2 separate regions of the Homo sapiens genome follow, and region 1 is linked to region 2. Evidence: chromatin loops called from intact Hi-C (ENCODE). Cell type or tissue: heart right ventricle. All regions are shown on one strand. Links, peaks and the distances in the headings refer to the core of each region. The heading gives the core; the rest is flanking DNA.

The links. A loop is a pair of places that touch in the nucleus more often than their neighbours do. Peaks named below come from ENCODE experiments on the same cell type or tissue, not always from the same donor. Only the 100,000 strongest peaks of a DNase experiment are listed, where the experiment ranks them.
Region 1: a loop joins it to region 2, with 4 times the contacts of the local background. A loop is called at or near these places in 9 of 110 quality-filtered maps.

The regions. Positions count from the first base shown.
Region 1 is chr15:73,367,251-73,383,769 of GRCh38, reverse strand. It overlaps LOC124903571 (serine-aspartate repeat-containing protein I-like), which reads right to left and starts at 7,680. Exons shown (of 3, transcript XM_047433430.1): 1 at 7,322-7,680; 2 at 5,408-7,232. The coding sequence starts at 7,680. HCN4 (hyperpolarization activated cyclic nucleotide gated potassium channel 4) reads left to right here and starts at 14,812. Exons shown (of 8, transcript NM_005477.3): 1 at 14,812-16,284. The coding sequence starts at 15,500. RefSeq lists an enhancer at 5,253-9,505. In heart right ventricle, for the core only: no CTCF peak of the experiment used is centred there; DNase peaks (open chromatin) are centred at 7,695 and 8,999; H3K27ac peaks cover 2,054 bases; H3K27me3 peaks cover 195 bases.
Region 2 is chr15:73,512,855-73,520,854 of GRCh38, reverse strand. All of the region lies in intron 2 of REC114 (REC114 meiotic recombination protein), which reads right to left. Among named protein-coding and RNA genes, the nearest start is that of NPTN-IT1, 53 kb to the left of the region's middle. In heart right ventricle, for the core only: no CTCF peak of the experiment used is centred there; no DNase peak of the experiment used is centred there; H3K27ac peaks cover 2,384 bases.

The DNA.
Region 1 (16,519 bases), core at 4,507-12,506, 140 kb after region 2:
CCAGCAAAGCCACTGGAAGTAGCCTGAGCATGTCACTCTGACAGTGACCCATGTGTGACTACTGCTCTGAGGAGGTGTCACCTTCCAATGTTTCCAAAGCCACCATTCAATGGAACCAGAGGGTGCCAGGCCCCAAGGAGAGGTGAGGAGGACTGTCTTCTCTACCACTCAGCGCTCAGCTACCCTGCTTACCCACAGCTTAACCCAACTCAAGAGGAAGTGAGGAGTGACAGAGAGGGAGGGTGGAAGGGGACTGTATTAGTTTCCTATTGCTGCTGTAACAAAGTGCCACAAACTTGGTGGCATAAAAGAACACACATTTATTCTCTTATAGTTCTGGAGGTCAGAAGCCTGAAATCAGTTTCACTGGGCTGAAATCAAGGTGTTGGCAGAGCCACGCTCCCTCCAGAGGCTCCAGTGCGGAATCTGTTTCCTTGTATCTTCCCACTTCTAGATGTTTTCCTTTGCATTCCTTGGCTCATGGCCCCTTCCTCCATCTTCAAAGCCCTCAGCGCATCATCATGCTTTTGTGGGTACTTTGTCTTCTTGTTCTGGGTCAAACCTCCCTCTGTCTCCCTCTTATAAGGACACCAGTGATTGCAGAGGGCCTACCCAGATAATCCAGGATAATCTTCCCATCTCAAGATCCTTAATCACCTTGGCAAACTTTTATATATTTTTTTGTCAGGCAAAGTAACATTCATAGGTTCCAGGAATTAGGACCTGGTTATCTTTGGGGCCCGTCATTCTGCCTACCACAGGGGCAGATCAGTGCCTTGTGATCACCCCCCAGACAGCTTATATCCAGTCTTCCCAGCTCCCAGCTACCTTCCCCAGTTCAGGAAAACAGCCTCCATGCATATTCATAGATGCAAATAAATGCTGGTATTGGGAAGAGATGTTGTCTGTATCAGAAGTGTCAGGGCTCCAGCCTGGCAACCAAGTGCCCTGTGTTGGGGGTCAGACCATCAGCCCTGGGTATACAGAGAAAGTCGGTGAAGGTCAGTGTTTCAGAGCCAAACCTCTGAGAAGGTCAAAGCAGCCCCATCAGCTGATCACTGCTGGACGCAGCAGGACTTGGAACCAGCACCACCTGGCTGGACCTCCCAGTGGCTCCTCTCCTAGGGTCCCCAGGCAACTTTGTCTGTCTCCCCAGTGAGTGCTGATAGCAGCAGGATCTTCATGTTTATCGCCATCACTGTCCCATCACCAACATGCTGGGCTCAACTGAAGGCCAGAAAGAGATGAACGCTGGACATAGGTTCAGGCTGATAACCAAGAGTCAATGTGGGAGCTCGCCAGGGCCCCAAACAGAGAGCCCTAAAACAGTCCTGGATGGAGGTGGATCTGAGATGGGCATGCATAATTAACCCTGCAGGAAATAGGAGCGAGGAATATTTGTTGGATGAAGTCAGCCTCCAAAGATCGCCTTGAAAATGTGATGGGCAGTGGTTTAAAGTTACCACCATAATCACCAACAACTGACATCTGATCGCTTCCACTGCCATGAATGACATCGCCACCATCACCACCAGCAGAAAGCCCATGGACATGCATGAGCACACAGTGCAGTGGTCAGGAGGGCACTGGTTGGAGGGAAGGCTGAGGGAGCAACAGCAGCCAGACCACCGAGCCGCTTATTTGCCAGTGGAGTTTGGACTTTATCCTAAGGCCAGTGATATTTGTTAGGAGTTTTAAGCAGATATGGCTAGATTTACATTTGAAAAACCACTCTGGTAGCATCATGGATAATGGATTATAGTAGAGCAAGGCTGGAGGCAGAGAGGCCAGTTAGGAGGCTGTTGCCATAGCCTAGGCAAGAAATCATCTGAAGTTGTGTCAGTGCATATGGTAAGAAGTGGACATATTTGAGAGATATTTATGAAGGAGAAATAAGACTTTTGAACTGATGGGATGTTGGGGCAGAGGAAGGAGTCAGGAATAATGCCAGTGTTTCTGGCTTCAGCCACCGGATGATGGTGGTCTCGTTCATTGAGCAGGAAGAGCAGGGGTCTTTGGAGAAGAGTGTGAATGTTTAGACATTTTCAGTGTGTGCTGCTTGTAACACATCCAAGAAGCCAAATAAGCAGGTCTGGAGCCCACAGGAGAGGTCTGGGCTGAAGGCATGAATGGCAACTGAAGCCAAGGGTCTGGCGTTCAGGGAGAGAGACCCCGTGGGGGAAAAAAAGAGCATACAATAGAGTCAGGGATATCACCCACATGTGAGGAGCCAGTAGAAGAGGATGGGACACAAAAGATCCTGAGAACTGGCCAGAGATGTAGAAAGAAAATCAGAAGAGTGTGTGTCCCTGAAGTCAAGGGAAGGGGGTATTTCAAGAAGGGGGAGGTGGTCAGCAGCATGGCATGGTGCTCCAAGGTCAATAAGGAAAGGAAAAAAAGGTGGACTTTGTACTCAGGAGGACATTTGTGGTCTTGCTGAAGACACCATGGGTAGTGAAGCCTGACTGCATGGGCTGAGGAATGAGTGGGAGTTGAGAAAGGAAAGCAAATGAAGCCCACCCTCTTGAGAGGTTTAGATGTGATGGGAAGGAGAGAAAGGGACAGTGAAGTTCAAGGAGGACACTTTTTTTTTTTTTTTGGATAGCAGAGATTTGATCAGAAGGCTGAGATTTGGGGAGAAGTGTTAACTGGTTGCTATTGTTTGAATGTGTCCCCCTGAAGTTTGTGTGTTGGAAACTTAATTGCCATTGTATTAAAAGGTGGGGCCTCTAAGAGGTGATTAGGTCATAGGAGCTACTCCCTCACGAATGGATTAATGCCATTATTGCAGGATTGGGCTCCTGATATGTTTGGTCCCCTTCCTCTCTGTTTCACATGCTTGCCTTTGCCCTCCAGCCCTCCACCACAGGATGACCCTTACCAGATGCTAGTGCCATGCTCTTGGACTTCCCAACCCCCAGAACCATGAGCCAACTAAATCTCTTTTCTTTATAAATTACCCAGTCTGTGGTATTCTGTCATAGCAACACTGTGCAGACTCAGACACTGATGGAACAGAATGAAGACATGGCAGATAAGGAAAACACAGTCAGATTGCCAGGCATAGAGGCACATCAGAGACAATGAACAAATCTGTGCGGCTATGTGATTTTCTCTGGCTGCCTCTCAGGCCTGCTGTAGCTGGTGTGCCTGCAGAGAAGGTCAGAGCTGGAGTTTCTAGGTTGACAGACAAAAAGAACCAAGAGGCAAAGAAATTGAGGACACTGGCAAGATAAGCTTGTGGTGGTAGATATTGGTATCTAAACTGGGAAGGGAAGGGACTGAAGGCGGAAGGGGCGGATGCACAGAACTTGCTATTGTCAAAGGTAAACAAACCTAGACACTAGTTAAAATGGTAAGGACAGATTTTATTCAATGATAACTATTGCAATAGGGAAAAGGGTTCAGCATGAACTGAACTCAACTTCTTCAAAACAAAGGCCAAAAGGCTTTTTTTTTAAAGTGGGATGAGCCAGGCAACAGGCATTGAAGGGCAAAAACAGGAGTTTGCTCTATATGACCAGGCAAGCTAGGTTTGGTGACTGGCACTTATCAAAGTTAAGTGCCCTCCCACAGAGACTGGGAGACAGGGGCCCTCGACTGGAACAAACAATAAATTCTTTTGGCCATCTTGAGCTTTCCCAGGCAGGGACTTTAAAGCACTGGAGTCATCATCTAGTGATGCTGCTTTGAGCTGTTAGAAACGATGCTAGAGTTTTATTAAGTCTCTGGGTGCAAGGGTTCAGGTGGAGTCATTATGTGCTGAGAGTTCTTTTGCAGCTCTCACTGCCCTTGATGAGCAGGTGTAAAGGGAGGGCCCGGAGAGCAGGTGGAAGGAGCAGAGGCTGAGGTCAGCCTAAATCGTAGAGGTAGAGCATCTCTAGGTTGAGGCCATGGGAGTGGATGGCTGGGGGTGAGAAGAAGGCCACTGAAATCAGAAGCCAGGGCCAAGGTTCATGGGGAGCCCCCTCCATGAAGGCGGAAATTCAGTGGGAAAGATGCCTTGGTGACAGCCATGAGGGGACCAGCTGTGGGAGCCTCTGAGGAGCAGGTGGGTGAAGAGGGATTTTGTTTGTTTGTTTGATTTTTTGAGATTGAGTCTCGCTCTGTCCCCCAGGCTAGAGTGCAGTGGCCGGAGTGCAGTGGCTCACTGCAACCTCTGCCTCCCAGGTTCAAGTGATTCTCCTGCCTCAGCCTCCTGAGTAGCTGGGATTACAGGTGCCCACCACCATGCCCAGCTAATTTCTGTATTTTTAGTAGAGACAAGGTTTCACCATGTTGGCCAGGCTGGTCTTGAAGTCCTGACCTTAGGTGATCCGCCTGCCTTGGCCTCCCAAAGTGCTGGAATTACAGGCATGAGCCACTGCGCCCGGCTGGGTGAGGAGTTTTATGGGAAGGTAGAAGAGTGATGGTCTGGGAGGAGCCATGGGGGTCCCCACCTCACTTCCAAACCAAGGAGCATCTGGGAGAATGAGGATCCAACCCTCAAGGACAGCAGGGTGTGAGGGCCTTCTCTGCACAGCTCAAAGTGAGATCCTGAGCACAAGGTGCAAAAACAAACACAGTCCTTGAAATCGTTACAGCTATTCTGTGCTCTCTTAGGGCAGAAAATCATATCCTGCTTATCCCCAACTTAGTGCCTCAGGCAGGGGCAGAGAGAAGATAGAGTTCCAGAAATACCAGAAGTGCCCACGCACTGAAGGAACGCTTCCCGGTAGGTCCCAGCCAATTCAAGTGTGAAGACCCCTTTTTCAATGAAAACATTTTTGACTTTGAACTTCAAGTGTATCTGACACAATAGCAGTTGTGATTAAGAGAGTTGCTCATGGTGAGTGAGGATAGGAGCCCAGACTGGGTCAGACAGAAGTGTCTTCAAACCCTGGCTCTTCCTCTAGCCTTGGGAACTTGGGCAACTCGGTCAGCCTCTTTAAGCCTCAGTTTAATCATCTGTAAAATGGGGAAAATACCACTTACCTGACAGAGCTCTAGTGAGGATTACATGAGCTAATCCATGCTAAGTATTTGGTGTGGTACCTTGCGCAGAGCAAGTGCTCCATAAATGTTAGTTACGATCATGACTATGAATTATCTTACATTTTAAAACAAATTTGTGTTTCGTTCTTCACAAGAGCACTGCACACATGGGGTAGATGGTTGTTCATATGTGTGGGAGGCGCATTACGGATTCAATCAGCTGGCTGTGCCTGGGGAGACTCTGGAGATTCAGAGACCCCTGAGAGTAACTTGGGACCCTCAGTCAGTGCACGTTTGCACTTACCACACTCTAATCTGATCTGTCCCCATGGTAAGCACTATCAAGGAAACTGAGGCCCAGAGAGGGCCAGGAACTCGCCTGTGGACACACAGACATCCGAGGCAGAGCTGGGTGGGCGCCAGCCTCACTCACCTCCCTCTCGCTGTCTTCCCGCGGCAGCTTCAGCCTGCTGGCGTCCCCACAAATGCCTGGGCCTGGCTGGGCCTCTGTGTTTGCTGTGTTGCTGCTGTCACCGCCAACTGCTCTGTCGACCGTGGGAGTGTGGGCCCGGGCTCCAGGAACTGTTGTCCCAACTCTGATTGTGGTTCCAGATTTAGTCACATTTCTGTCCCAGTCCCCATCGCAGTGCCTGTCCCTGTCCCTGTCAGAGTCTCTGTCCCAGCCTCTAACACAGCCTCTGTCACAGCCCCTGTCACAATTCCTGTTACAGTCGCTGTCAGAGTCTCTGTCACAGCCCTTGTCACAGCCCTTGTCACAGCCTCTGTCACAGCCTCTATCACAGCCCCTGTCACAGCCTCTATCACAGTCTCTGTCACAGCCCCTGTCACAGCCTCTATCACAGCCTCTGTCACAGCCTCTCTCACAGTCTCTGTTGCAGTCTCTGTCACAGCCTCTGTCACAGCCTCTATCACAGCCTCTGTCACAGCCTCTGTCACAGCCTCTGTCACAGCCCCTGTCACAGTCTCTATCACAGCCTCTGTCACAGCCTCTGTCACAGCCTCTCTCACAGCCTCTGTCACAGTCCCTGTCACAGTCTCTGTCACAGCCTCTGTCACAGCCTCTATCACAGCCTCTGTCACAGCCTCTATCACAGCCTCTGTCACAGCCTCTGTCACAGCCTCTATCACAGCCTCTGTCACAGCCTCTATCACAGCCTCTATCACGGCCTCTGTCGCAGCCTCTATCACAGCCTCTGTCGCAGCCCCTGTCACAGTCTCTATCACAGCCTCTGTCACAGCCTCTGTCACAGCCTCTGTCACAGCCTCTATCACAGCCTCTGTCACAGCCTCTATCACAGTCTCTGTCACAGCCTCTGTCACAGCCTCTGTCACAGCCTCTATCACAGCCTCTGTCACAGCCTCTGTCACAGCCTCTATCACAACCTCTGTCACAGCCTCTGTCACAGCCTCTATCACAGTCTCTGTCACAGCCTCTATCACAGCCTCTGTCACGGCCTCTGTCACAGTCTCTGTCACAGCCTCTATCACAGCCTCTGTCACAGTCTGTATCACAGCCTCTATCACAGTCTCTATCACAGCCTCTATCACAGCCTCTATCACAGTCTGTATTACAGTCTCTATCACAGCCTCTGTCACAGTATCTATCACAGCCTCTGTCACAGCCTCTGTCACAGTCTCTGTCACAGCCTCTGTCACAGCCTCTACCACAGCCTCTACCACAGCCTCTATCACAGTCTCTGTCACAGCCTCTGTCACAGCCTCTATCACAGCCTCTATCACAGCCTCTGTCACAGCATCTGTCACAGCCTCTATCACAGTCTCTATCACAGCCTCTGTCACAGCCCCTGTCACAGTCTCTATCACAGCCTCTGTCACAGCCTCTATCACAGTCTCTATCACAGCCTCTGTCACAGCCTCTCTCACAGCCTCTATCACAGCCTCTGTCACAGCCTCTATCACAGTCTCTATCACAGCCTCTATCACAGCCTCTATCACAGTCTGCATTACAGTCTCTATCACAGCCTCTGTCACAGTATCTATCACAGCCTCTGTCACAGCCTCTGTCACAGTCTCTGTCACAGCCTCTACCACAGCCTCTGTCACAGCCTCTGTCACAGCCTCTGTCACAGCCTCTATCACAGTCTCTGTCACAGCCTCTGTCACAGCCTCTATCACAGTCTCTGTCACAGCCTCTGTCACAGCCTCTGTCACAGCCTCTATCACAGCCTCTGTCACAGTCTCTGTCACAGTCTCTATCACAGTCTCTATCACAGCCTCTATCACAGTGTGTATTACAGTCTCTATCACAGCCTGTCACAGCCTCTATCACAACCTCTGTCACAGCCCCTGTCACAGCCTCTATCACAGCCTGTCACAGTATCTATCACAGCCTCTATCACAGTCTCTGTCACAGTCTCTATCACAGCGTCTGTTAGAGTCTCTGTCACAGCCCCTGTCACAGTCTCTATCACGGCCTCTGTCATAGTCCCTGTCACAGTCTGTATCACAGACCTTGTCACGGTGTGTATCACAGTCCACACCGCAGTCTCTGTCACAGCCTCCATGACAGCCCCTGTCACCACATCTGTCATAGATTATGTGGCAGTCTCCATTGCCCTCTCCCTGGCTCTGCCTCTTCTCTGGATCCTGCAGGGTGGCCTGGGGCACAGCTCTCATTACACAGTGGAGTGTCTCTTTCTGGAAGGCATCCAGCAGAAGGCTCATGTAATAGCAGGTTACCCTGAGGCATGGGGCTTGTGGGAGGGAGGCTGGGCCTTGGGGCTTGTACAAAGATGTGCTTTGCAGGGAACCAGAGAGAGCAGCTCTCTTAAACTCCAGCCTGGCTGTTGCTCAGTCCCTGTCCCTGTAGCAGTCAGGGGTCCAGGCCCCTGCTTCTGGCAGGATGACTTGTTTCACAGCATTACTTTCATCTTCGCCACCCCACTGTGAGCTTCCAGGGGCAGGGACTGTGTCTTGTTCTTTTCCTGCTCGCTCTGAGCAGAGCTGAGCACAGCGCTGGGCTCCCAGGGCACAACCCAATGGTCCTCGCAAAAGCCTGTCTCCAGTCGCCCTCAGCATTCCTCACGGCTTCCAGAGCCACCCACCCTCATGTCCTCGCGTTCCCCACTCCTTGACCCCCCAGGACTGTGGTCTCCCAGGGTGCTCACCCACTCCAGGGCAGGGGCTTCCCTTTGCTGCTCTCCTGCTCACACTGGGCCCTGCACCTGGCGTGCCCCACCTCCCTGCCTCCACTTCTACAAGTCACACCTGCTTGCATCAAAACTACTTCAGACATGAGCATCTCCCCTGCTCCCTCCTCACGCTTTTCCTCCTCCCCCCTCGGCCCTCTAGCCTCTTGTCCACATCACGTGCTCCTCGTCCCTGGCTTCCTTATGTGAAGTCTTGAGTCTGTCTTATCCTTGCCATAGCCTGGAGATGCCTGGAGATTAGGGACTGGGTCATGTAGCATCAGATAACAGGTACTCCACACGTTGAACAGAGAAAAGGGATCATGTGAAATTGGGGGAGGAAGAAAACATAGATAAGTCGGGGAGAGGACTGAGGGCATGGCAGGGAGGACTGCCTGGGCAAGGCTGGGTGGAGCGGAGGAGCCCAGTGTTAGTGGGGGACTGAGCCAAGTCCAGTCCCTGGGCCATCTCAGGGTCCCAGGAAAAGCCCCAACTCTCCAGCTGTCCACCACCTCTCTTTCTACCACCGCACCCAGCCCCATTTTCAGAGTCTCTTCCCCCCTCTCCCAGTCCATTCTGTCTCTTCCTTCTTTCCCTTCCTGGCGCCTCCAGCCCAAGCTGTGAAACCACCCCAGAGGCCCCTGTCTGAACCCACTTCATCCCTGATATATCGTGAATTCCAGACTTCGAACAGAGGAGTCTGTGGTACTTATTTCTTGGCAGCTCTGCTCAGCTGGCACCTCAGGGCCTCCCCCTCCCAGTGCCTCCCTCTCTGGCCTGGCTCTGAGTCCAGGTGGCCCAGACGTCCTGGAGCCCCAGAAGGACACAGAGACACAGTCCAGACCTGGCTGAGCTGTCAGCACATCTTCCTCCAGGCTCCCCGAGGTGGGAGGGGGAAGAGGTCCCACCCAGTGCCCTGGCAGAGTCCCCAGGGAACAGTCGAGCATCCGGGTTGGTGTGGAGTAGACAGATCAAGGGCAATGCAGCTGGGGCTGGCCTAGAGATGAAAGGGCTTTGGGCTCTGCTGGGGTCCAGGGGCTCACAGGTGGAGTCCTGCACAGAGGCAGGGGATAGAGAAGAGGACAATACAATAGCTCATGCTCCTAGATCCTAAAGAAACCAGGCAGAACTGAAGAGAAAGCAGATGGCAAGCCCAATAGGAAGTTGAGCCTATAGGGGGTCTCTTGTTCACTAACACCTTGATGTGATGGGCATGTGGGCTCCCAGTGCTTTTTTGTAGCAAGTGTCACCTACTGGGGTTGAGGGTACTGGGAGGAGGGGGACCAGAAGGACTGAGTATAATACAGCAGGACTTTCTCTCAGGGCTAGCTTAGGGCAAAGGCTGTTGCAGGTGAATTGAACACCTGCCCCCAGCTCTATCCTTGATGACCCCACTGTGAGAATGCTGCAGGCCTTATCCATGCCCGGCTACTCCATTCACTCTTTCCTCCATAATAAGCATGTGCGCGTGCACACATCCACACACACACACACACACACACACACACACACACACACACACTAACCACTTTCCATTTCCTCCAGGGAACCCAACTTGACTCTACTCAAGAGGATCATTGCCCTGAGCTTCTGAACCACTCCCTTTGACTCTTGATTACAAACCTCTGGGATGATCTTTTGCTGCTTTGACCAGACCAGGTATCGCCCAAGCTAGGGCATATCTCTGCCTTCTTGGCCTCCATCCATGTGTAGCTGTGCACAGGGTTGGGCACCCAAGGGCTTGGTCAACTCTGGCTGGTTGGTTTGTTTCCCGGAACATCTATATCCAGTCTGGTTGCTCCCTGCATGTCCCCTCCCCTTCCACCCTTCCAGTTTCTTAGTTTCTTTTTCTTTCTTTCTTTCTTTCTTTCTTTCTTTCTTTCTTTCTTTCTTTCTTTCTTTCTTTCTCTCTCTCTATCTCTCTCTCTCCCTCCCTCCCTCCCTCTCTCTCTCTCTCTCTCTCCCCCTGCCTCCCTCCCTCCCTCCCTCTCTCTCTTTCTTTCTTTCTTTCTTTTTTTTTTCCAGCTTCTTTATCAGGAAGCCTCAGGACAGAAAACCTGAGGGCATGGTGCTGATTCCAGTATTCTTTCTTGGAGGCCTTGTCTCCAGGTCAGGACTCCCAGCAGGAAGTCTATATGTCCCTGATCCCTGTCCAGCCCTACAGAGCAGACCTGCCTTGGGGCAGAGCAGAAGTGCAGGACTGTATCTACACTGAGCAAAAAGATGAAGTGGCATGTATGTATGGATACCACTTGCCACCACCCCCAGCCTTCTCAGAGGGTTTTGAGCACAGGGTCAACGATGTGGCCCTCTGAGTTAGCAGCTGCCTATATAGCAGGGGTGTCCAATCTTTTGGCTTCCCTGGGCCACACTGGAGGAAGAAGAATTGTCTTGGGCCACACATAAAATATACTAACATTAACAATAGCTGATGAGCTAAAAAAATCGCAAAAAAATCTCATAATGTTTTAAGAAAGTTTACAAGTTTGTGTTGGGCTGCATTCAAAGCTGTCCTGGGCTGCATGTGGTCTGTGGGCTGCGGGTTGAACAAGCTTGCTGTAGAGCTTGGGGCCACAGCAAGGTCCTGTCCCAGAGAGAAGGAAGTCTGCCTTCTGGAGACCCAGCCAGGGCTTGTCAGGGATGGAGAGTTCAAAGGAAGGAATCTTGTATAAAACATCCCTTTCATCCCAACAGAAAGTTTTAAGATGATATGACCTAAATTGGATTCCAAAGGCCAGGAGCCTTCCTCTCCATTGGGTAATGCAGGTTTCATTCCATCATTTCATCATTCAGTGTTTACTGAGAACTTACTACAAATGAGATGCTATGCTAGGTGCATTCATTTTCTCATGTAGTCTTAGCAATAACTTTTGAGGTGCATATCATTAAACCCATTTTACACACGAGGAAGATCGAGGCATACACAGGCAGTAACTGACAGAGAAGTACTTAATTCTCCAGCTTTTGTTTTTCAGTTTCATGCTCTATTGTTTACAACAGGGGTTCCCAGACTTTTGGAACTTATAGATCAATAACATTTCAAAAATGATTTTTCGGAACAAACACAGAACCCAGTGCCAACTTTTTATTTAGCCAACGACATTGAAAAAACAGCATCTTCCAGCACCATGATTTCATAAAAGGGCATTTTAACACAGAGAATGTAGCAAGGATATAACCTTAGAATAAAGACAGCCTTCTAAGAAAGGACAGTTGGCAACCTTAACCTAAAATATCCTACATTGTTCTGTGTGTGTGTGTGTGTGTGTGTGTGTGTGTGTGTGTGTGTGTGTGTGTGTGTTTTCATCTCATTTCAAGCAGAACTGGCCAAAACTTTGGCATTGCAGGCTGTGGGAGCCACTGCCCTACCCCAGAGCTGCCTCTCCAAGCAAGAACAATGCCCTCTGCCCATAAGCAAATAAGCTTCCAGAATTTCCCATCCCCCTCTGCCCATCTAGGTCCCCCACAAATAAGGTCTGAGGTTGATTTATACAATCAGCTACATTCTCCACTTCTACTCCCAGCAGGTCTTCTAACTTTCACTGATATTCAGTGTCCGTTCCAGGGAAGGAAACCCATCCTCCCCAGTCCCCTTCTCTCTTAGACTCAGATGTTTTCTACATTTGCATTCCAGGAATATCCAGGCCCGCTGCAGCACTGCAGCAGCCCATTTGTCTCCAAAGTCCCCTAGTCCCCCACCCATGGTGAGAGCAGCAGGTCTTCTCCATATATTTCAGTCCTGAGACAGGGCCTTCCCCTTGCTGGGGTCCCCAGGGCCTGGCTACCATGTTATCAAAGGAACCAGAGCAGACCCCAGGCCTTCTAGGCAGTGCTGGAAAGGAGAGGGTGTGAGACCCAGGTGGAGCAATGGGGAGATTACAGAATGTGGGAGTCCTATTTATTCTCTCCCCATTCTTTACCTTCTCTCTCCTTCTCCTTCCTCCATCTGTGCCTGCCCCCTACCCCACCTGCATGAGCAGATGGGCAGTAGAGCACAGCCTGCCCTGTGGAGCCCTTGAATTCTAGCTTCACCATTTTCTTGCTATGGGGCATTTGGCAAGCCTCTTGACCTCTCTGTGCTTTAGTTCTCTTGCCTGCAAATGGGAGTAAGAATGTCAGGTTGACTCACGTGAAATTGCCAAAATTTGACAATATTGGGCTCACAAAAATCAAAATTTCATGTGGTTTAACAACAAAAAGGTGTAAACTGTAAAGTGTTAGATATATGTCTCTCATCAAGTCTGGCCCCCTCCTCCAGGAAACCCTCCCTAGCTACTCCAAGGCCAGCAATAGCTCCCTCTGAAATCTCTCATGGTTGGGGACATGATTTAATATACATTTCTTTCCTGTCTTCAGTTTTCCTGCTCTATTTTCATGCCCTATTCCTGAGAATGAGTCTAGCTTCCTCACAACTTGAAGCCCATCAAGGGCAAGACCTGGGGCTGCTCCTCCTCTGTCCCCTGGACTGTTGGCACACCACCAGTGTCCTCCATTAGGGTTTCCACATAAAGGAGGCAGGAGAAGCCAGATCTCATCAGGGTTTATCAAGGGCCTGATTTATCTAATAGTCATTGCTGCACCTAAAGTTGGTCCTAGATGGTCGTGAATGGGTGCCACTAATGAAATTGAGGGCGAGTGAGGTGCTGGTAGGGTGGAATTAAGAGATCCTGACCCCTGGCCGGCCTGTGGCAGCAGTATCCCAGGAAGCAGAATTTTGGTCTTATCCTCCATCTCCTCCAAGCATCCCCTCCAATGCCATTAGCTAACTTCTAGGGTCCCTCACTCATTTGTAGAGTTGAAACTTATTAATCTGCTTTCTGTCCACCCTTGTGTTGGTGGAGAGGTCCCTGAGATAAGGTGGACCTGCTCCACCCTCAGGGCACAGACTGCACTGTGTAATCAGTGCTCAGGGTCACAGGAGCTAATGGGCCATGGGAACCAAAGGCAGGGACATGACCAAGGTTTTGGTGATTAGGAAAGGGTTCCCAGAGGAGGAGATGTCTCTACCATAGGTCATGGGGAAGCCTATATGGGCTGACTTCCTGAGCGGGGTTAAGGCAGACTAACTCCCAGCTAGACAAAGAAGCTCAAAGAAGTGTGTTAAATGGAGGTCTTCCCTCCTGTGGCTGGTAGACCAGGGCAGGCTGGGCTCACAGCTCTTTAAGAACACTTCTTCTCAAGGAGACCCAAGGACACTCAGGGATTAGGCTTCCAGCATCTGTGCAGAGAACTGTCAGCTCAGAGCTGCTCAAAAGTAAAAATGCCAGCTACCAGTGATGTCATCACCCTAGTCATTCCTCTCACTGTGGGAGGTCCTGTGGTCCAGTGGGTAGAGCAGAAGAGCCCCTGCTAGGCTGCCCGCCCCGCATCCTGCTCTCCAAATTCCTACTCTGGATGGAGGAGGCGAAAGTGGTCACATTGGGCTAAGAATGAGAGTAAAAAAATCATTTGAAGAAAAACTTGATGTTATTCCTCAGAGAGATGGCAGAGCCAGGGGACCTTTTTGCCTCCCTCCTGTGAGACTTTGCTGTGTGTCCGCTCCAGCATTAACCTCGGCTCCAGCCTTCTCTGGACAACTCCCCTCCCCTTAATGCCCAATCTGTCCCCCTATCCATTTCTGAGCTAATCTGGGGTATCAGGCTGTCCATGGTGTTGGAGGGGGTAGGGCTATACCTTAGGCTGAGCTAGTGAAATCTGTCCATAAGCCCGGACACTGTACACTGGGAGAGACTGGGAGAGAGGACACACAGTTGGATCCTTGGCGGGGGTTGGGGGGAAGGGGGCTGGGCTGCAGACTGGAAGGGAGTGGGGGCTGTGCAGCTGCTTGGGGGTGCAGGTAGGGGACTGGGTGGAACAGGAACTCACCCAGCGTGGGTCCACATAGTAGGTGTCATAATGTGGATGGGAACACAGGGAGAAGGGGCTCCAAAGCCAGTTCCAGAGTGCTGGGGCGTCCGAGGAACCGGCCCAACCGCTCCCCGCTGCAGCCGGCTTGTCCCTTTCTCGGAACTACCGAGGGAGAGGCGCGTGCGGAGGTCGGCGTTCGGATCTCGCATCCGTCACTGTTGCCGGCGCATTTCCTCGAAGTCTTACCTCGAAGGGCTGGGTCCCACCCGCGCGCCCTGTGCGTGTCTCCCTGTTTCCCCACGCCCTCCTTGCCTGGCTGCTGCGAGGCTTTGCAGGGGAAAGACTGGCGCGGGGTTCGCACCCTGCCCATGTCACAGGAAAACCGTGGGAGCCTCCCCGACGCGGCGCATTTCCGGAAGCCCCCTCTCCAGGAGGGTTGCGGGAAGGCCGGGACTCTGCATCCAGACGAACCCGGTCGCCTCCCAAGAGGAAAGTCGGAGACCCAGCTGAGGGGCAAAAATGCCAGGGAAAGGCGAGCCCAGAGCTTGGTGATGGAGAAATTGGGAAGCCACCCCCCACCCTTCAATCTTAGGATGGGGAATTCGCAACTGAAGCCGGAGCTTCAGACTTGGGGCGCACTCCCAGCTTAGCCCAGGAAAGAGATTTAAGGGCGCAGCAGTGTGGATACCTCTCACCCCGGCCCCGAAGGTCTAGCGAGGGTCTAACCTGGGCCCCTTGCCAGGCCCGCCCCCCGCCCCTTTCCAGCCCCCGGCCCGTGCGCCGCTGCCCCTTTAAGAAGCCCAGGTAGGCAGGCCCGGCTGCTGGAGCCGCTCCTATGGCAACCCGCGAGCTGCGGCGGCTTCATGAATATTCCGGGGCGCGGGAGCCCGAGCGCTGCCGGAGGGCGCTTCGGGGGAGGCGGCCGCTGATGTAAGCCCGGCGGGTCGCTGGGCTCCGCTCGGTTGCGGCGGGAGCCCCGGGACGGGCCGGACGGGCCGGGGCAGAGGAGGCGAGGCGAGCTCGCGGGTGGCCAGCCACAAAGCCCGGGCGGCGAGACAGACGGACAGCCAGCCCTCCCGCGGGACGCACGCCCGGGACCCGCGCGGGCCGTGCGCTCTGCACTCCGGAGCGGTTCCCTGAGCGCCGCGGCCGCAGAGCCTCTCCGGCCGGCGCCCATTGTTCCCCGCGGGGGCGGGGCGCCTGGAGCCGGGCGGCGCGCCGCGCCCCTGAACGCCAGAGGGAGGGAGGGAGGCAAGAAGGGAGCGCGGGGTCCCCGCGCCCAGCCGGGCCCGGGAGGAGGTGTAGCGCGGCGAGCCCGGGGACTCGGAGCGGGACTAGGATCCTCCCCGCGGCGCGCAGCCTGCCCAAGCATGGGCGCCTGAGGCTGCCCCCACGCCGGCGGCAAAGGACGCGTCCCCACGGGCGGACTGACCGGCGGGCGGACCTGGAGCCCGTCCGCGGCGCCGCGCTCCTGCCCCCGGCCCGGTCCGACCCCGGCCCCTGGCGCCATGGACAAGCTGCCGCCGTCCATGCGCAAGCGGCTCTACAGCCTCCCGCAGCAGGTGGGGGCCAAGGCGTGGATCATGGACGAGGAAGAGGACGCCGAGGAGGAGGGGGCCGGGGGCCGCCAAGACCCCAGCCGCAGGAGCATCCGGCTGCGGCCACTGCCCTCGCCCTCCCCCTCGGCGGCCGCGGGTGGCACGGAGTCCCGGAGCTCGGCCCTCGGGGCAGCGGACAGCGAAGGGCCGGCCCGCGGCGCGGGCAAGTCCAGCACGAACGGCGACTGCAGGCGCTTCCGCGGGAGCCTGGCCTCGCTGGGCAGCCGGGGCGGCGGCAGCGGCGGCACGGGGAGCGGCAGCAGTCACGGACACCTGCATGACTCCGCGGAGGAGCGGCGGCTCATCGCCGAGGGCGACGCGTCCCCCGGCGAGGACAGGACGCCCCCAGGCCTGGCGGCCGAGCCCGAGCGCCCCGGCGCCTCGGCGCAGCCCGCAGCCTCGCCGCCGCCGCCCCAGCAGCCACCGCAGCCGGCCTCCGCCTCCTGCGAGCAGCCCTCGGTGGACACCGCTATCAAAGTGGAGGGAGGCGCGGCTGCCGGCGACCAGATCCTCCCGGAGGCCGAGGTGCGCCTGGGCCAGGCCGGCTTCATGCAGCGCCAGTTCGGGGCCATGCTCCAACCCGGGGTCAACAAATTCTCCCTAAGGATGTTCGGCAGCCAGAAAGCCGTGGAGCGCGAACAGGAGAGGGTCAAGTCGGCCGGATTTTGGATTATCCACCCCTACAGTGACTTCAGGTAAGGGGCCACAGCGATGATCCTGTGGGTGCCCTGCGCGGTGGCAGGCATGCCTCCTCCTGACCCTGCCTCCCAGCCGGAGTTAACTTTCCTGCCTTGCGCTGGGAGCTCCAAGAGAGGCAGGGCGCCTCTAGGCTCCGAGACACCCCCAGGCCCCCTCCTGCACCGCGCTGGGGGAACTTTCCTCTGGGTTCAGTCACTGGTCTTCTCGGGTCTGGGCTGCATTGGAGACAGA
Region 2 (8,000 bases), core at 1-8,000:
TGGCAAAAGAAAGTGTGGGTTAATTTCTAATAAACAAATATAATGAGTTGCAAACTCCTAGAAAGATTTAGAAATACTCTTTTAAAAGATAGTTACTGATAACACAAATGGACTATTTAAAAGAGAACCAGGAAAAATAAGGTTAATCATACAAATCTATTAATACCACTGCAAAGTACAACAACCACATAGTTCAGAGGCATATCCAGGGCAAAATGGGGCAGGGAGGTTCGTGATGGGGTGCTAGGTACATCTTCTAACAAATTCAACCCCTGAAAACCCCTTGCCTTTGGATACGTGCACCAATCCTTATTAAGAAATACAATAGGCCAGGCACAGTGGCTCACACCTGTAATCCCAACACTTTGGGGGCCAAGGTGGGTGGATCACAAGGTCAGGAGTTCAAGACCAGCCTGGCCAACATGGTGAAACCCCGTCTCTGCTAAAAATGCAAAAATTAGCCGGGTGTGGTGGCACACGCCTGTAATCCCAGCTACTTAGGAGGCTGAGGCAGAGAATTGCTTAAACCCGGGAGGCAGAGGTTGCAGTGAGCCAAGACTGTGCCACTGCACTCCAGCCTGGGCTACAGGGATCATCTCAAAACAAACAAACAAACAAAAAACCCAAAACGAAAAAAAAAAGAGATACAATTAGTCCATAAGGACCATCTATTTATGTAATTTGTTGAATCAGTCAATGTGTCATGAATTTTTTTAAATTGTGGTAAGATACACATATAAAACTATCTTTACCATATTTAACTGTACAGTTCAGTGATATTATATATGCATTCACAGTGTTATACGACAGATCTCCAGAACTTTTTCATCTTGCAAAAAAAACTAATATTCTATACCCATCAAATAACAACTGTCCATTTTTCCTTTCCCCCAGCCCCTAGTATGACTGTTCTACTCTGTTTCTATGAGTTTCGCTACTTTAGACATCTCATATAAGAGGAATCATACAGTATTTGTCATTTTGAGACTGGCTTATTTCACTTAGCGTAATGTCCTCAAGGCTCATCTATGTAGCATGACAGGACAGCCTTGCTTTGTAAGGATAAATAATATTCCATTATACGTAAATACCACATTTTGTTTACTCATTCACCCACTGATGGACACTTGAGTTGCTTCTACCTTTTGCCTACTGTGAATAATCTGCGATGAATATGAGTGTACGAATATCTCTTTGAGACCCTGCTTTCCTTCTTTTGGATATAGATGCAGAAGTGGGATTGCTGAATCAGATAGTAGTTCTATTTTTAATTATTTGAGGAAATGCCATAGTGTTTTTCAGAGAGGTTGCACCATTTCACAATCCCATCAACAGTGTATAAGGGTTCCAGTTTCTTTACATCCTTGCCAACTGTCTTAGTCCATTCTAGCTGCTATAATAAAAGTGTCATACACTGGTGGTTTATGAACAGTGGAAATTTATTGCTCACAGTTCTGAAGGCTGGGAAGTCCAAGATCAAGGTGCTGGCAGATTCAGTGTCTGATGAGGGCTTGCTCTCTGGTTGAAAGATGACATTTTCTCATCGTGTCCTTACATGGTGGAAGGGGCTAGCTAGCTCTCTGGGGTCTCTTTTATAAGGGCATTAATCCCATTCATGAAGACAGAGGCCTCAAGACCTAATCACCTCTTAAGGGTGCTTAATACTATGTAATGCTTATAATACTATTCCATTGAGGATTAGGTTTCAACATATGAATTTTAGGGGGACACAAACATTCAGACCATAGCACCAACACTTGTTACTTTCTGTTTCGCTTGTTTGTTGTTTTATAGCAGCCATCCTAATGGGTGTGAGGTGATAATTCATTGTGGTTTTGATCTGCATTTCTCTAATGATTACTGATGCTGAACATTTTTCATGGGCTTGTTTTGGCCTCAATGTGTCTTTAAGATTAGTTAGTATTCAGCCCCACGGTAGCAGCACATGCAGCAAAAATAATTACAACCTTTCTTTAGTCTTAAAAATCAGACCCTGTAGCTCTTTTAAAGTTATAACAACAAATACATCCATTCATCCTTTAGGTCAAAAGATTACCTATAAAGTATATTGCAGAAGCAGTTATTCAAATGTATTGGGCCAAAGGCTTCTTTTTACCGCTAAAATAGCTGTCTGTTGTTTTTGTATCCCCAGCATGCATTCTTCGGTTTTCCTTTGGGAGATCACCCCTCCCCCTATTCAGAGCCCATGTGATTCAGACAAGGCTACTTTTCACCTGGCCCACCTCCAGGGGTGAGCAGGTGATTCAGGCCTGGCCTGTCAGCATATCTAATTACTTCTGACCAAAGTAATTAGGTTATGAAAAAGGATGTGATTTAAATTAGTAAAATTTAAGTAAATCCTGGGACTCCTGCTAGAACTAGGAAGGAGGAGCTCTCTTTCCATTAGGGTTATTTATTGTAAGGATCAGAAAAGCCTGATGTGGCCAGGAACCACCAGAGAGATCCTTCCAGAGGAAAACGGAGCTGAGAGGCAGAGGCAGAGACAGGGAGAGACACAGCTAACAATATTGGTTAAGCCCCTGACTCAGTTGTGCTGGAGGCCACTCCTATCCTGGATATTTCAAATCCATGAAGGAATAAGTTATTTACTTTGTTTAAAAGAACCTGAGTTGGGTTTCTGTTATTTGCAACACAAAGAGTTTAATACTCAGCTTAAGAAGTATAATAGCAAACGTAATTCATTTCTTTAACTGCTCATTATCCAAATTTCCCTATCTAATTGCTATGCCATTTTAAAAACTCCACATCTCCTCATTTAACATAGCAATTAACAAATTGGTTTTTTATCTAAATGTTTTATCAGCATCGGCAATATTCAACATAGTTAACCACTGCTTCCTTTGTGAAACATTTGTCTTGGCTTTTATGATCACACCCTTTCCTAGTTTTCCTCCTACATGTGGCAGTTCCTTCTTTGCCTACTCTGATCTTATTCTCTTCAACCTCCTCTTTCCCTTGTTCATTCTTTTACCCTCCCCCAGGCTATGGTCACCAGATCCACAGTTTCAATTGCTATTTAAATATCTGTGAGTCCCAAATCATATCTCTAGCACAGCCTTCTCTGACCTTCAAAGAACCAGAAGGGCTAATTGTTAAATAGTAAATGAGGACAAGTGGAACTGACATCCCTGCTTGAGTGTCTCAAAAACACCTCCAATTCAAACTGTCTGACACCAGGGCGGTGGTCATCACACATGCCTGCTGCCAGGCCTGGCTCGTCTCTAAAGTCCCTAACTTCAGTAAATGAGGCTACCTTCAGTTGAGTTGCATAAACCAGAAACTTCAAAGTTTTCCTTCACTTCTCTTTCCCCCCCTCACTTCTAAAACACCACTAAGTCCGATTGGTTTTTGCTCTTAAATATCTTTTAAATAAATCTATTCCATTGTAGTCCAAGCTGTCATCTTCTTTATTTACTAAAACAGCCTCCTAAGTAGGCTTCATGTATCTTCTTGCCCACTCTTCCTCTTCTCCACAACACTGTGAGAGATACCTTTTAAAAAAATTTTTTTTCTTTGTTTGAGAGATACCTTTTTTATGTAAAAACGTAACTGACTCTGTCACTCCCTTGCTTAGAATTCTTCAATAGCTTCCTATTTCTCTCAAGCTAAAGACTAAATCTTTTATATGACCTACAAAGAAGTGGGAAGGGTGAAGTATATAAACACTTGCATACCTAATTGCTAAATAAAAGACTTGAAGATCATAAACAGCCAAGAAATCATAAAGACATTCTAGGACCTGAAACCTCTTAAGACAGGGGTCTGTGGACACAGAACAAGCCTGTGTCCTAGTGAGGTTCTCTCAACTCCCTCCTCACCTTCCCCAGTACACATTTTGGGATGAATGAAATCGATGGAGTGTTTTACAAAATACTCCAACTTTGGAGCATATAAAAATCCTTTACATGGCTGGACACAGTGGCTCATGCCTGTAATCCCAGCACTTTGGGAGGCCAAGGCCAGCAGATCACCTCCGATCAGGAGTTCAAGACCAGCCTGGCCAACATGGTAAAACCCCATCTCTACTAAAAATAAAAAATAGGCCTGGCATGGTGGCAGGAGCCTGTAATCTCAGCTACTCGGGAGGCTGAGGCGGGAGAATTGCTTGAACCCAGGAGGCAGAGGTTGCAGGGAGCCGAGACTGCTTCATTGCACTTCAGCCTGGGTAACAAGAGTATAAAAATTATTTATAGCTTTATAGCACCTCTCTTTGAGTAAGACTTGGCCCAGAATGCTGTCTTACTTCATAGCATGGAGTACCGCATTCATCAATACAACCTCCAAGGTTCTGCAGACTTATCTCAATTTACTTCTCAGGACTCAGCCTGGGAGCAATCTTATCTCCTTGGGAGATCTTTCCATACCTTGGCTTTGATTTTTACCATTTAACTCTGTGTGAAATTTGTTTCTCTTGTTCTAGACTTTTGAAGATCATAAAAGTTCTTGGTGGGTTATTTTCAGGCTGGTGGCGAGTATCTTTCTAAAACCCCCAGATGCTTAGAACACTAACAATCAGAACCTTAATTTTATTAATAGTTAAAAGCTAGAGGCCAGGCAAGGTGGCTCACACTTATAATTCCAGCACTTTGGGAGGCCGAGGCGGGCAGATCACCTGAGGTCAGGAGTTCGAGACTAGCCTGGCTAACATGGTGAAACCCTGTCTCTACTAAAAATACAAAAATTAGCTGGGCCTGGTGGCAGGTGCTTGTAATCCTAGCTATTGGGGGGCTGTGGCAGGAGAATCACTTGAACCTGGGAGGCGGAGGTTGCAGTGAGCCGAGATTGTGCCATTGCACTCCAGCCTGGGTGACAAGAGCAAAACTCTGTCTCCAAAAAAAAAAAAAGAAAAAGCTAGAGACTGGCCTTCATGTTCAGTTCCTTGTTAGTAAAATGGATTATGCGCAAAATATAAAAGTAGCTATCATGTGCCTTCAACACATCCTATATTCATAAAAGTTAGCCCATATCTTAGTCAGTTGAAGCTGCCATAACAAATACCAGAGACAGGGTGGCTTAAACAACAGATATTTCATTTCTCACATTTCTGGAAGCTGGGAGTTCTGAGATCAGGATACTGGCAGGTTCAGTGTCTGGTGACGGCTTGCTTCCTGGCTTGTAGACAGCTGCCTTCTTGCTGTGTGCTCACACATGGCCTTTCTTCAGTGCATGCACCAAGAGAAGGGAGAGAGATTTCTCTCTCTTCCTGTTCTTATAAAAGCACTAATCTCATCACAGGCTCCACTCTCATGACTTCACCTAAACCTAATTACCTCCCAAAGGCCCCCACTTCCAAACACCATCACTTTGTGGGCTAGGGCTTCAACATATGAATATGGGCAGAGACACAATTCAGGCCCTAAAAGCCCACAAGAGTTGTCTGCCAAAATACCTTGAAAATTTGTAAGCAACATCACCAATACAATAACTGCAGCAACCCGTAAGAATATGGATATTATGTTTGCTGGAATATGTAAACATTTTTATTTTAAAAATAATCATATGATTGTTCTGTTGGAGAAATCTCCCAGACTCCTACCAAAAGATAAAAGATAATACAATAAGTTATTTGGATGTATTAAATATATCTAAAGAAAAAGAAATCTGGCTAGGCATGGTGGCTCATGCCTGTAATCCCAGCACTTTGGGAGGCCAAGGTGGGAGGGTTGCTTGATGCAGGAGTTTGAGACTAGCCTGGGCAACAGAGAGACACCCAATCTCTACAAAACATTAGCCAGGCATTGTGGTGCATGCCTATAGTCTCAGCTACTCTGTAAGGTGAGGCAGGAGGATCACTTGAGTACAGGAGGTTGAGGCTGCAGTAAGCCATGATGGCATCACTGCACTCCAGCCTGGGCAACAGGGCAACAGAGTGAGACCTTGTCTCAAAAAAAAAAAAAAAAAAAATCAGAGTGTTAAAGGCAGTAGTGCCCATTAGAGCACTTTTGAGAAAGGAGTCTTAGCCACTGTACTTAAACTTATGCCAATTACAGCAGATAAATATACCTTCCTGTTTTCTCCTTTTAAAGTATTTTCTTCTAGTCTTTCTTTATATTTTATCATTGTTATTAAAGTATACTTATATTCTGAATTTTGCTGTCTTAACATTATTTTAGCACAAGCGTTTTTTTCAAACTGCTACCTTTTTGTTAGGATTATAATTTTTAATGCCTATCATATAGAACCAACGATTTGTAAAAACCATTACTTTAATGTTGCCCATTATGAATACTTCCACTTTATCCCTATTAGGAATAACATTGTGACAGACATTTTTAAATGTATACTTTTTTTTGTATCTTAAATTATCTTAAGACAGATTTGGAGAAATAGAATTGGGTCAAAGGTTAGAAACTGTGCTGTGGCGGGGGAGGAGCCAAGATGGCCGAATAGGAACAGCTCCGGTCTACAGCTCCCAGCGTGAGCGACGCAGAAGACGGGTGATTTCTGCATTTCCATCTGAGGTACCGGGTTCATCTCACTAGGGAGTGCCAGACAGTGGGCGCAGGCCAGTGGGTGCGCGCACCGTGCGCGAGCCGAAGCAGGGCGCGGCATTGCCTCACCTGGGAAGCGCAAGGGGTCAGGGAGTTCCCTTTCCGAGTCAAAGAAAGGGGTGACGGACGCACCTGGAAAATCGGGTCACTCCCACCCGAATATTGCGCTTTTCAGACCGGCTTAAAAAACGGCGCACCACGAGACTATATCCCACACCTGGCTCGGAGGGTCCTACCCCACGGAGTCTCGCTGATTGCTAGCACAGCAGTCTGAGATCAAACTGCAAGGCAGCAGCGAGGCTGGGGGAGGGGCGCCCGCCATTGCCCAGGCTTGCTTAGGTAAACAAAGCAGCCAGGAAGCTCGAACTGGGTGGAGCCCACCACAGTTCAAGGAGGCCTGCCTGCCACTGTAGGCTTCACCTCTGGGGGCAGGGCACAGACAAACAAAAAGACAGCAGTAACCTCTGCAGACTTAAATGTCCCTGTCTGACAGCTTTGAAGAGAGCAGTGGTTCTCCCAGCACGCAGCTGGAGATCTGAGAACCGGCAGACTGCCTCCTCAAGTGGGTCCCTGACCCCTGACCCCCGAGCAGCCTAACTGGGAGGCACCCCCCAGCAGGGGCACACTGACACCTCACAAGGCAGGGTATTCCAACAGACCTGCAGCTGAGGGTCCTGTTTGTTAGAAGGAAAACTAACAAACAGAAAGGACATCCACACCGAAAACCCATCTGTACATCACCATCATCAAAGACAAAAAGTAGATAAAACCACAAAGATGGGGAAAAAACAGAACAGAAAAACTGGAAACTCTAAAACGCAGAGCGCCTCTCCTCCTCCAAAGGAACGCAGTTCCTCACCAGCAACGGAACAAAGCTGGATGGAGAATGACTTTGACGAGCTGAGAGAAGAAGGCTTCAGACGATCAAATTACTCTGAGCTACGGGAGGACATTCAAACCAAAGGCAAAGAAGTTGAAAACTTTGAAAAAAATTTAGAAGAGTGTATAACTAGAATAACCAATACAGAGAAGTGCTTAAAGGAGCTGATGGAGCTGAAAACCAAGGCTCAAGAACTATGTGAAGAATGCAGAAGCCTCAGGAGCCGATGCGATCAACTGGAAGAAAGGGTATCAGCAATGGAAGATGAAATGAATGAAATGAAGCGAGAAGGGAAGTTTAGAGAAAAAAGAATAAAAAGAAATGAGCAAAGCCTCCAAGAAATATGGGACTATGTGAAAAGACCAAATCTACGTCTGATTGGTGTACCTGAAAGTGATGGGGAGAATGGAACCAAGTTGGAAAACACTCTGTAGGATATTATCCAGGAGAACTTCCCCAATCTAGCAAGGCAGGCCAACGTTCAGATTCAGGAAATACAGAGAACGCCACAAAGATACTCCTCGAGAAGAGCAACTCCAAGGCACATAATTGTCAGATTCACCAAAGTTGAAATAAAGGAAAAAATGTTAAGGGCAGCCAGAGAGAAA